2 separate regions of the Homo sapiens genome follow, and region 2 is linked to region 1. The links are chromatin contacts, found by Hi-C or POLR2A ChIA-PET in ENCODE. All regions are on one chromosome and are shown on one strand. The core of a region is the stretch at or near the end of the contact, and the rest is flanking DNA. Distances in the headings are between cores, read along the strand shown.

Evidence for each region. Hi-C counts contacts between places; a loop is a spot of excess contacts on that map. ChIA-PET counts read pairs that join two places held with the same protein, here RNA polymerase II (POLR2A). Pooled maps may share reads with other maps.
Region 2: a loop to region 1 is called in a map with no recorded cell type, with 8 times the contacts of the local background. The contact joins the promoter of CSNK1D here to the promoter of ARL16 in region 1. A Hi-C loop is called at or near these places in 1 of 37 single-sample maps with no recorded cell type and 2 of 50 pooled maps. POLR2A ChIA-PET finds 5 or more read pairs at or near these places in 2 of 52 experiments (H1 and HepG2).

What each region holds. Positions count from the first base shown.
Region 1 is chr17:81,682,547-81,688,408 of GRCh38, forward strand. ARL16 (ARF like GTPase 16) reads right to left here and starts at 1,251. Exons shown (of 5, transcript NM_001040025.3): 1 at 1,147-1,251; 2 at 990-1,048; 3 at 467-580. The coding sequence starts at 1,207. HGS (hepatocyte growth factor-regulated tyrosine kinase substrate) reads left to right here and starts at 1,465. Exons shown (of 22, transcript NM_004712.5): 1 at 1,465-1,557; 2 at 3,059-3,143; 3 at 3,766-3,841; 4 at 4,457-4,549. The coding sequence starts at 1,521. RefSeq lists enhancers at 716-935, 1,153-1,447 and silencers at 1,036-1,115, 1,326-1,385, 1,596-1,695.
Region 2 is chr17:82,271,168-82,276,313 of GRCh38, forward strand. CSNK1D (casein kinase 1 delta) reads right to left here and starts at 2,533. Exons shown (of 9, transcript NM_001893.6): 1 at 2,139-2,533. The coding sequence starts at 2,214. LOC124904089 (a long non-coding RNA gene) reads left to right here and starts at 2,611. Exons shown (of 2, transcript XR_007065953.1): 1 at 2,611-3,906. RefSeq lists silencers at 1,933-1,982, 2,033-2,222, 2,463-2,672.

The DNA.
Region 1 (5,862 bases), core at 1-2,500:
TAGCTTTAAACAAAGCTTTGGGAACAAGCAGAAGCAGAGGGAATCGAGTTTTATGAAGACGACCTGGTGTCACTCGTCTCTGTCCTCATGTGGCCATCAGTTCTCCATACTGGTATCCGCGGCACAGGCCTTATCAAGATGAGACCAACCAGAGGTACGTATAAGTCCAACATAAACACAGACGTACCGGGGAGTGACACAGAGGGCCAAGTCTGTTCTCTGCGGAGCAGCAGCCCTGCCCTCAGCAAGCCCTCTGTGAGCTCCTACCGGGGGCCTGGGAGCGCAAGCACCAGAAACCAGACAGGGTGCCCAGCAGGAAGCAACACTAGCTAAGACCTATTTCCATGAGTAGTATAGTCACTAAATAACCCAAACCCCTTTCTACACACAGCAAGGTTGGGGACTGGACGTCACAGAAATGTAGACACACTTCCCTAAAGGAAGCCCATATAGGATTACAACCCACCAGGAGAGAACGGCAGTTTCCATAGTAACTGGACCAGATGGGGCCCATGCACCCCCCAAGCTCCCGGATGGTGATCTTTCTCTGTGCCACGATGTCAGTAAGATTGGTGCCCACCTATAGGAAAAACCACGATGCAAAAAGAACAATACAACCGCTGTCCCGTTGTGAACTCCTGAAGAGCACCGTGCCCACACCTTACACGGTGGCCTGAACCCCGCAGACCCATTCTCCCTAACGCAGGAACGGCGAGCAGGGACCGACGCCCATCAGTAGCTGGACTCGCTGTGGGGGCGACCAGCCACAGGAAGCCGTTGCGAGGGGAGAGGAAGTGCCCGTGGAGGGCGGCAGGCCCCCTCATCCCGCGCCAATTATCCTCAGCTCGGGCCGTCCCCCGCTCCCGAAGGCTGGCCTTAAGTCACGACCTGACCCGCTGCGCCTCGGCGTGCACTTAGAGGAGCCCGGAGCTCTTCGCCAAGCGCAGAACTGACCCCCCGCAACTCCACCCGCGGGGGCGGACACCTACCGTGGGCCGTGTCGGGGGCGGCTCCCCCAGGTCGCCTTTCCCATCCCGGGAGCTCACCTGTGCGAAGCGGTCAAGGACCCGAGCAGCTAAAGGGTGAGTCCCCGCCCCACTCCGGGTGCCCCCCGCGCCCCGGTCCCGTCCCCGCGCGGAAGGATATCCTGCAGCCGTTTCACCAGCAGCGTCTTCCCGACGCCCGTGGCCCCCAGCAGGAGACACATTCCGTGCTTCGCTCCACCCGGCACCCGTAGCTCGGCGCCGCGGCTCAAGGCCCGCCCACCGGCCACTCTCATTGGATAGTTCTCACCTTCGGACTTCTCATTGGTTCTTAGGGCTCATTGTTCCAAGGGCGCGTCCAATTAGCGCGCAGCGTTAGCGGGAGAGCGGAAGACCCCGCCTCCTCGCGGCTCTAGGGCCGGCGCGGTGACGTGCGCGTGCGCGCACTGGAGGGAAAAGGCGGAAGCGGAAGTCGGGGGGCGCGCCAGCTCGTAGCAGGGGAGCGCCCGCGGCGTCGGGTTTGGGCTGGAGGTCGCCATGGGGCGAGGCAGCGGCACCTTCGAGCGTCTCCTAGGTAACGCGTCCCCACCCGACGGCTCGGCCTTGGTCAGCCCGCAGCCTCCGCCCGGCGCTGAGTCAGCGCGGCCCCGAGGGCCCGAGGGGCGCGGACCGGCCGCCCTGCCCGCCTCTCCCCGGCCCGCTGTCCTCCCGGGTTCGGAGCCGCCGATCCTGGACCCTCGGCGCGGCCGTGGGGTCGGCGTCCGTCGGGCGTTGGCAAATGGGGCTCTGCGAGGGTCCGCGCAGGGCGCCAGGGGCGCTCGGCGACCTCGCTCCTCCGCGGGCCCGGGCATTCGGCCGATTTCCTCTTGACCGACGAGCACCCGGCCGAGTGGGCCACAAGGCCTGAGTCATGAAAGTGGGTGACTCAGTCGGATGTTAGGCTCGCACTTGGGCTTCTGACCCAAAACACTGGGCCTCGAAGGGTGGAGCCGGCAGTGTTCTCTCTGGGACCTTCGAGCTCTCTTGGGGGCTGCGGGTCCCAGACCCACCTTTTGTTCCCACACTGGCTTCGGGAAGTGCCTAATGGTTTAGGAAGGCGTTTTCTCACGTTTTTGGAGGTGAAAGCTGATCCTATCTGAGCCTCCTGGAATTGACGCGTTTTGGGAGGGAAACGAATGTTGATGTGCACGTGCCCAGCAGCACGTGGAAAATGCGTCTAATGTTTGGGGGTAGGAGCTTGGGTGGTCGAATGGGCTGCCCAAGCTTGCCTTTTTGTCAAGTAGGGTTTTCAAGGAGACTTCAAGTGAGACACCTTCCTTGCCAAGGGAACCAGCAAGCAGACTGAGTATCTCAGCCACACAGGTAGTTCAGTGCTTCAGGGATGAATCCAGAGGTTAACTACTGAATCAGTATAGAAAGTGGACGTGGCTTGGCTTGTTAGATCGTTTCTGTATCCGGGAAAGGCGATGTGGGCAGAGCTGGAGCTGCCCCCCCAGAGGGGCCAGTTGTTGGAGACAGCAGTGATGTGGTATGATGACAGGTATGCTGGCGAGTCCTCCTTGGAGCCCCGTTCTGCCCTTATTTCCAAAGCACTTGGCTTGGAGCAAGGGGCCTGGAGTCTACACTGCAGGCCTCTCTAGCCCTTGCCCAAGCTAAGGTCCCATTGAAACCGGGAGCATCTGGGCGAACGGGGACTCCAAGGGACGGGTGATAGGGTTCTTTGTTGAGAAGCAGCCGAGCCTGATGTTTAAGAGTGAATCAGCCTCTGTCTCTGGTGAGCTGTGTGACTCACGGCAGTGCCCTCGCCTCTCTGCTGAGTGTCTTTACCTCGCTCGCGGGTTGTGGGAGGGCTTGGACCAGCACCTGGTGTGCTCTTACGCTGTTTGCTGCTTCCCTGGGGAGGATGGCACTTCCCTGCCCATCAGCACGCTCAGGAGGATTCTGTCATGCTTTTTCATTTGGTCCAAATGTCTAAAGGGGAAGGAGAGAGTCCCCCCCAGCTGCTGCCAAGCTGGGGTGCTGCACGGGGCGTCCAGCAGGATAACCCCTCCCTTTCATGGCATTTTCTCTCTCAGACAAGGCGACCAGCCAGCTCCTGTTGGAGACAGATTGGGAGTCCATTTTGCAGATCTGCGACCTGATCCGCCAAGGGGACACACAGTGAGTTAGCGGGGCCTGTGCCCTGATGCGGAGGAGCAGCCGTGCACTAAGCTGGGCTCGCTTGGTGCCCGTTGGGTCTCCACGACGTAGCTGACCGTGTTAGGCTCTTATGTGGAGAACTGCATGGGCTACATGCTAGGATTTTTTGACATCTTGGAGGATTAAGGGGTTTTCTCTGTACAGCTTGCAGATACCTGGTTATGTTTGTATTTGCTTCGGGGTTCTCAAAGACTAAGATGGCAGACAGACTTTTTTTTTTAAGACGGGGCCTTGCTTTGTCACCCAGGCTGAAGTGCAGTGGCGTGATCTCAGCTCACTGCAGCCCCTGCCTCCCAAGCTCAAACGATCGTCCCACCTCAACCTCCTGAGTAGCTGGGACTACAGGCATTCACCATCACGCCCGGCTGATTTTTTGTATTTTGGTAGAGATGGGTTTTTGCCGTAATGCACAGGCTGGTCTCAGACTCCTGGGCTCAAGCAATCCTCCTGCCTTGGCCTCCCAAAGCACTGGGATTACAGGCGTGAGCCACTGCACCTGGCAGCAGATGAGCTTTTCTCATCTTAGTTGCTGAGACTATTTTTTTCCCGTTTTTCTCTGCTTTTATCAATGTTTCCTTTTCAGAGCAAAATATGCTGTGAATTCCATCAAGAAGAAAGTCAACGACAAGAACCCACACGTCGCCTTGTATGCCCTGGAGGTAAGCAGACCCCCGTGCCTCAGTGGCCCCCAGGGTCCCTACCCCCTACTAGTCACGACAGCATGAGAAGAGTTTGTCCTGTGGCCTTGCCCACCTCCCTGGGCATACATCAAGCAGGAGAGTTTCCACTCAGCCTTGAGTGCCTGTGTGAACAGTGCCACCTAGGAGAGGGTCACGCTGAGGGAGAGACAGGAGATAGGGGAGGGAGTGGGCACCACTTCTTCAGCCGGTCCTGCGTGAGTAAACACCAGAAGGCGGATGTCATTGCTGTGCTTGGCAGTGAGACTTGGCGTCACGGAGCGGTGCTGTGCAGGCTGCTGAGTCTCAGATGTGGGTTCCCCACTGGCCTGACGGGCCTGTTGAAGGGCTGCTGTCCCACCGGGTTCCCCACCGGCCACTGACGGGCCTGTCGAAGGGCTCTGCTGTCCCACCGGGTTCCCCTCCGGCCACTGACGGGCCTGTCGAAGGGCTCTGCTGTCCCACCGGGTTCCCCACCGGCCACTGACGGGCCTGTCGAAGGGCTCTGCTGTCCCACAGGGAGGTGGGTCTGTCCGGGAGGAGGAGGGGCCCTGCCCTGACCACTGGCCCAACCCTTCCCTTCCTGGGCATCTGCAGGTCATGGAATCTGTGGTAAAGAACTGTGGCCAGACAGTTCATGATGAGGTGGCCAACAAGCAGACCATGGAGGAGCTGAAGGACCTGCTGAAGGTGGGTGAGACGGGGGCATGCGGGTGGCCACCCAGGCTGGCACCTTTGCTTCTCCGGGTGTTTACTGGGCACTGATGACAGAACAGCACCAGGTGTGGCGGAAAATGTGCAGGTGCAGATCGGTGGTCCCTGCACTGCGCAAGCTCGCACTCATGAGTCGGAGAGACAGGGCCGTGAGCCCCAATCCAGGGAGGTCAGGGTTTAGCAGGAGCCGGCCTGGGGTGCTGTGTCTGGAGGACCAAGGTGACAGCGACCCTGGGGCCTGGGGGAAGCTTCCGGGAGGCAGGGCTTGGGCACCTGCTGTCTTAGGGAAGGTGAGTAGATGCCACTGGGTGGGCAGGGCAGGTGGTGGCTATCGTGTGTGAGAGTGGCTGTGGTCCGGAGGGCAGGCTGGCCACATCCCACAGGCAGGGGCCTGGGAGGGCTCTGAGCGGGGGCTTGTAAGATCGGATGTGTCTGGCGGGGATAAGAGCTGTTTTGGAGAGCGAGGGCTTCATGCTTTCCTGGGCAGAGGAGGAAAAGCCCTCCAGATCCCCAGGAGATTGTGCCGGGGACATCTGCAGGGATTGTGCTGGGGACACCTGCAGGGACTGTGATGTGGACTGTGATGCAGTGGGGATGCTGTTGCAGGTGTCAAGGAGAAAGAGTGTCCCATGTAGTCAGGCTGCTCCCCTTCTGTCCCAACCTGTGGGCCAGACCTGGGTCTCATAGGAGACTCCCTGGACTCACACAGCTGAGAACCTGCCCGGGGATCCCGGTGGACAGCCAGGCCTCTCAAAGGCCCTCACTGGCCACTTTGGCTGGCTTCCTGTCCCGTCCTGTCCTGGCTGAGAGGCGGAAGGTGCCGGAGTCTGGCCCTGCCCGACCCTGGTGCTCCTGAGCTCCTTCAGTCAGGCTGCAGATCCTGAGCCGGTTCGCTCCTCTGGGGTGAGGCAGGGCTGTGAAGGGAAGGCGCCGCTGAGGATGCAGAGGGGTTCTGGAAAGGAGCTTAGGCTGAGGTGCAAGTGCCCCGGAGCCTGCTTGCAGCAGCCTCTGATCGCACGCCGTCCTGCACGTCACACCGGGACGGCGTCCCCGAGAGGGCCGTAGACGCGAGGCCAGGCTGCGCTCTAACCGGGGGAGAGGATGGCTGCAGGGGGTCTGGAGCCCGCTCTGAATTTGGAGGCATTTCTGGAGCGGCTGCCCCCCGCGTCTCCCCGGCTGTGACTGGAAGGAGGGGCGTGGCCAGAGCCCCGCAGTACCCCTGTGTTCTCAGCCCCAACACCACGCTGCCACCGTCAGGCCTGCCGGGTCCTGCCTGTTGGAGGCTGACG
Region 2 (5,146 bases), core at 1,283-3,782, 590 kb after region 1:
CAGGTTCAAGCAATTCTCGTGCCTCAGCCTCCCAAGTAGCTGGAATTACAGGCAGCCACCACCACGCCTGGCCAATTTTTGTATTTTTAGTAGAGATGGGGTTTCGCCACTTTGGCCAGGCTGGTCTCCTGACCTCAAGCGACCCGCCCACCTCAGCTTCCCAAAGTGCTGGGATTACAGGCGTGAGCCACCACACCCGGCCCAAAATACTCCTTTTTGATGCCTGCCTAAAGGTGGCTAATGGACTGGCTTTGCAGTGTAACTCAGATCCTGGGGTTAAAACTTTCGCCAAAATCCATTGTTCTATAAATAAGCCAAACGACTTCCATTGACCAAGCACTCTGACTTCCCAAACACTGCCAAGAACACATCCAGCTGACCACCTGGTATAAATGTTTAATAGCCAAACCCAAATGTCTAAAGCCTGCTTACTCAGCAGTCCACTAAGGCATATGTACAGGTTCAAAAGCAACAATATGGCATGTGACAGGGTCACCTGGCAGGTTAACCAGGCACCGAAAGTATGAGCCACCCATATGTGTGGATTCGTCCTAACGCTGTCAGCCCACCGGGTCCTGAGTCCTCTCTCTGGTGACAAGTGGGAAGGGTGTGAGAACTGGAGACTGTCCACATGTGGCTTCATCTAAAAGGTATGACCAGAGGCATTACTGACATCCCAGGGGATTCCTGACCCTAGCTGACAGGTGCCCCAGTTAAAACACACCCCAAAGCTAGGGCTGCTGGAACAGAAAACAGCTCCCCTCAAAGGTCTGCAGCAGCCCCTCTGCAGGCACACCGCCTCAGGCTACATATCCTCAAATTCAGGGGATCTTGGAATAACTCGTGCATTGCACAATCCCACTAACAAGTGCGGAAAATTAAGTTACTTTAAAATTACAAACTTGGGCCAGGCGCGGTGGCTTCCCAGCACTTCGGGAGGCCGAACTGGGCGGATCACTTGAGGTCCGGAGTTCGAGACCAGCCTTGACCAACATGAAGAAACCCCGTCTCTACTAAAAATACGAAATTAGCCAGGCGTGGTGGCGCACGCCTGTGATCCCAGCTTTTCGGGAGGCTGAGGCAGGAGAATCGCTTGAACCTGGGAGGCAGAGGTTGCGGTGAGCCGAGATCACGCCATTGCACTCCAACCTGGGCAACAAGAGCGAAACTCCGTCTCAGGAAAAAAAAAAAAATTACAAACTTGAAGATTTAAGCCAACCTTTCATCACACTTGTGTTCACGTGCATATTTTTCCATTGTAAATATGACACAACCCAAAACCTTCTAATCCCATTGTTTTTGAAATCTACCTTGAGACTGTTACAGTCTAAAGGACACCTCATGAGTACAACTACCTCATCTGCCTCTCATCTTGCCAGCATCTTAATCCTGTGTGACTTTCTCTACATTCACCTAAACTTAACCCTTGCTCATTTGCACTCAGTCACCGCTCCAAGGCCAAGGGGAACCGTTCAGAGAGAACCCCCAGCGGGAGGGCAAGCCCCACTCCTAGCCGGGCCACTCCCCCGCTCCACACGGCATTTGGGTCTTTCTGACATTTTCCCCCACGAATGCAAGACACCGGGGCAGCCTCTGAGGGGGCAGCCAGACAGCCCCGGACCGGGCTGCGGAAGAAAGAGCGTGGCCTTTGTTTACTGCGGTGACCTTAGGCGTAGAGGAAGCCGACGCCCGCTTCGCGGCCCCAGCCCTACCCCCTCCCCTCCCACGGCCCGCTGCCCCCACCCCCGCCCTGCCCCTCCCCCAGGCCCGCCTCCCCACGCCCCACCCAGCCCTTCCCGAGTCCGCTCCCCACGACCCTGCCCCTACCCAGGTCGGCTCCCCAGAGACCATGCCCCACCCCGGGTCAGCTCCCCTATCCCCTCCTTCCCCAACCCTCCCCTCTCCAGACCCTGCTCCCCCGACCTGGTCCTGCCCCTCCCCCACGTCCGCTCCCCACTGCCCTCCCCACCCCTGGCCGCGCTAGCCTAGTGGCCGTTGGGTTCTGGCCACGATCCGGCGGTGCCGGGACTTGCGCGGAGACCCCGCGGGGGCCACCACTTCCTTCCGCGATCGCGCTTGGTCTTGGCAGCCGCAGGGCCCGGGTCTTCGGGCGGCGGGCGGGGGCGGCGGGGCCTCACCGAGATAGATGTCTCCGAAGGAGCCGCTGCCGATCTTCCGGCCCAGCCGGTACCTGTTCCCGACTCTCAGCTCCATGGCGGCGGCGGCCCGATTCGCTCCTGCCCTCCCGGCCGCTTCCTGGGTCTGAACTCTGGGAGGCGGCGCCGCTGCTGCCGCTACTGCGGGTCCGGCTCCCGGCTCCGCCCCCCTCACGGCCCCGCTTTCACCATCGCTTTCCTGTCGCCCCGCCGCTCCCAGCGCCTCAATACGGGGCGGATGGGACAGTCCGAGCGCCGCCGCCGCTGCTCCGGCCCCTACCGGTCCCGCTTGCCCTCTCCCCGCCGCGGATGGACTCGGATCTTCCGGGCCTAAATCCCCTTTCAGCTGCCTAAAGGAGCCGCCGCCATCGCGCTGTGACGTCACTTCCCCTAGCAACCCGGCGGGGCGGGGCCGCGGCGCTCCAGGGGCGGGGCCGGGCGGGGCGAGCGCTCCAGGCCTCCTCCCGACCCTGCGCCGTGCCCAGCCCCTCTGCCCTCCTGTTACCCCGGGACCTCGGGCCGCCAGCCCCTTCCACGTGCAGGCTCCTGCTGCTCTCGCGGGGGCTTTTCGTGTGTCCCCCGAGATGTCGAGGAAGCCAGGTGAGTTCCTCGCGACAGGCGGTGCCCTTTGCAGGAGGGGACAGGTAGCTGAGGCGTGGACAGAGTGACAGGCCAGGCTCAGGGGACACAGGTGAGACCCCCTCACTGGGCTGCCAGTTCCCGGGCTTGGGGCATCCCAGTACGTCAGCGTCTGCGGCCTTACCTCCTGACACCTAAGGCCAGAGACAGAGCAGGCCCGCGCCCTGGGAGGTCCTGATGTCCAGCCTGAAGATTGAGGACAAAGCCACCACCTTTCACAAAATGAGGCCAGACCACCTGCCTCCCTCCAGTCCCTGCGGCCTGGAGACGGAGTCAACATTCTTATCTGTGTTGGATCTGAATGTTCCTCCTTGCAAAGGAAACAAGGAGTGGACGTTCAGGCTGATGGCCAGCTTCAAAGATCGGGGCCTTTGATTCCCATCACTGGGAAGAAAGCCCTTCAGACAAGCCCCCCCAGGCTGCAGGTGCATGGGGACCTTGAAGAACCCGTCCCCATGGTCCCACGTCCATGTGTCTCGAGACCTGTCGCATCCTCGCTGAAACTCAAGAATGTGAAACAGGTGAAGGTGTGTTTTGACGCATTAGCATACCAGGGCTGTGGTGTGGGCACCGCCGTGTGAGTGAGACAGCAGCCTCAGCCCGTCCAGGTCACTGCAGAAGAGGAAAGCAGCCCCCACAGGCCCCACAGTGGTGCTCGCCTTTCTCCACCCCCCAGTCTTTCCTCTCCACCCCTCAGCTCCAAACAGCTGGAGGTCAGGTCGGGGAGACGGGCGTCCATTCCCGAAATTACATAGCAGGGCCTGGAGACAGGAGATGCCGCCGGCCAGACCACCATCAGTCACTAATGAGGGATGGGCAGTCGGAACTGCCCAGTTTCTGAGTTACAGAAGCCGGGGGTGGGGGGCTGCCAGACTAGTAAAACTGACCTTGTTGGCGGAATCGCTCACGGCTTTTCTGTTGATGAACAGAGTCCAGCTCTCCCACGGGTGGCTGTGATCCTTCTTCCTGGGGAGTCCTGCTGTCCCTGACTAGGGGCACCTGCCCACCTGTCAGCTGCTCCTCCCTCGGCTGGTCCTCCTGGGCTCTGATGGCCCCAACATTTCTAGCTCTTCTCACCCATAGTGCCCCAAGCTTCATGCAGCTGCGGCAGGTACTGTGCCCGTCTGCCTGGCTTTTGTGTGTTTGTGTCTTGACTCTATAACCCGTGCACACGGACTGGGCTGTGGTGTAGTGGGGATGGCAGGAGCCCTGGGAACATGCGGGCTGGGCAAGGTGAGGCAGGCTGATTGCTGTGGCTCCCCCACCACCAGCCCCAGCCACAACAAACTGACAAAGGAAGAGGACAGTGGTACCCTGGAGCCCTGGGGTCAGAGAGAGGAGGACAAAGCAGGTGTGTAGCCCAGGGAATGACAGCACCCCTTCCGAGAAGACAGGGAGGGTGCAGACATGGCCAGGTTCTGAGCTAGAAAACTGTCAGCAGGGGGCTGAAGCTGAGGATAGTCATTGCCAAGGAACAGCCTCCGTCACAGAGGAGACGCACAGATGCGGTGACGAGGGAGGGATGCGGGGCTGGTGACCGCTGGGAACGGATGTGTGAGGCAGAGTCTCCAGGCATGGTCTGTGGGGCGGTTTGATGATACTAGAACATCTCAGAGTAGAAGGACGTCCCGACCTGCAGACTGGAAAGCCCCCAGAGCTCCCGGCAGGACGTATGAGGGCCAGCCCACACCCAGGTCTGTCCTGATACAACTGAACGCCACAGTGTCTTAGCTCCTTTACTGTTGCTATCAAGAAACACCTGAGGCTGGGAAATTTATGAAGAATCATGAGGTAATTTGTATATTTGTCCACACTAAACCTCATGTTGAATTGTAAACCCCAAGGCTGGAGGTGGCTGGGTCATGGGGGTGGATTTCTCAGGAATGTTTAGTACCATCCCCTTGGTGCTGTCCTTGAGATAGTGAGTTCTCCTGAGATCTGGTTATTTAAAAAGTGTGGGGCACCTCTCTCTCTCGCTCACTCGCTCGCTCGCTCCTGCTCTGGCCATGTGACGTGCCCGCTCCCCCATTGCCTTTCACCATGATTGGAAGCTTCCGGAGGCCTCCCCAGAAGCTGAGCAGAGGCCAGCACCATGCCTCCTGTAAAGCCTGCAGAACCAGGAGCCAAGTAAACCTCTTTTCATTATTTATTTATTTATTTATTTATTTATTTTGACACAGGGTCTCGCTCTGTTGCCCAGGCTGGAGTGCAGTGGCGTGATCTCGGCTCACTGCAACCTCTGCCTCCTGGGCTCAGGTGATCCTCCCACCTCACCCTCCTGAGTAGCTGGGACTACAGGCACACGCCACCATACCTGGCTAATTTTTCATATTTTTTGTAGACATGGGGTC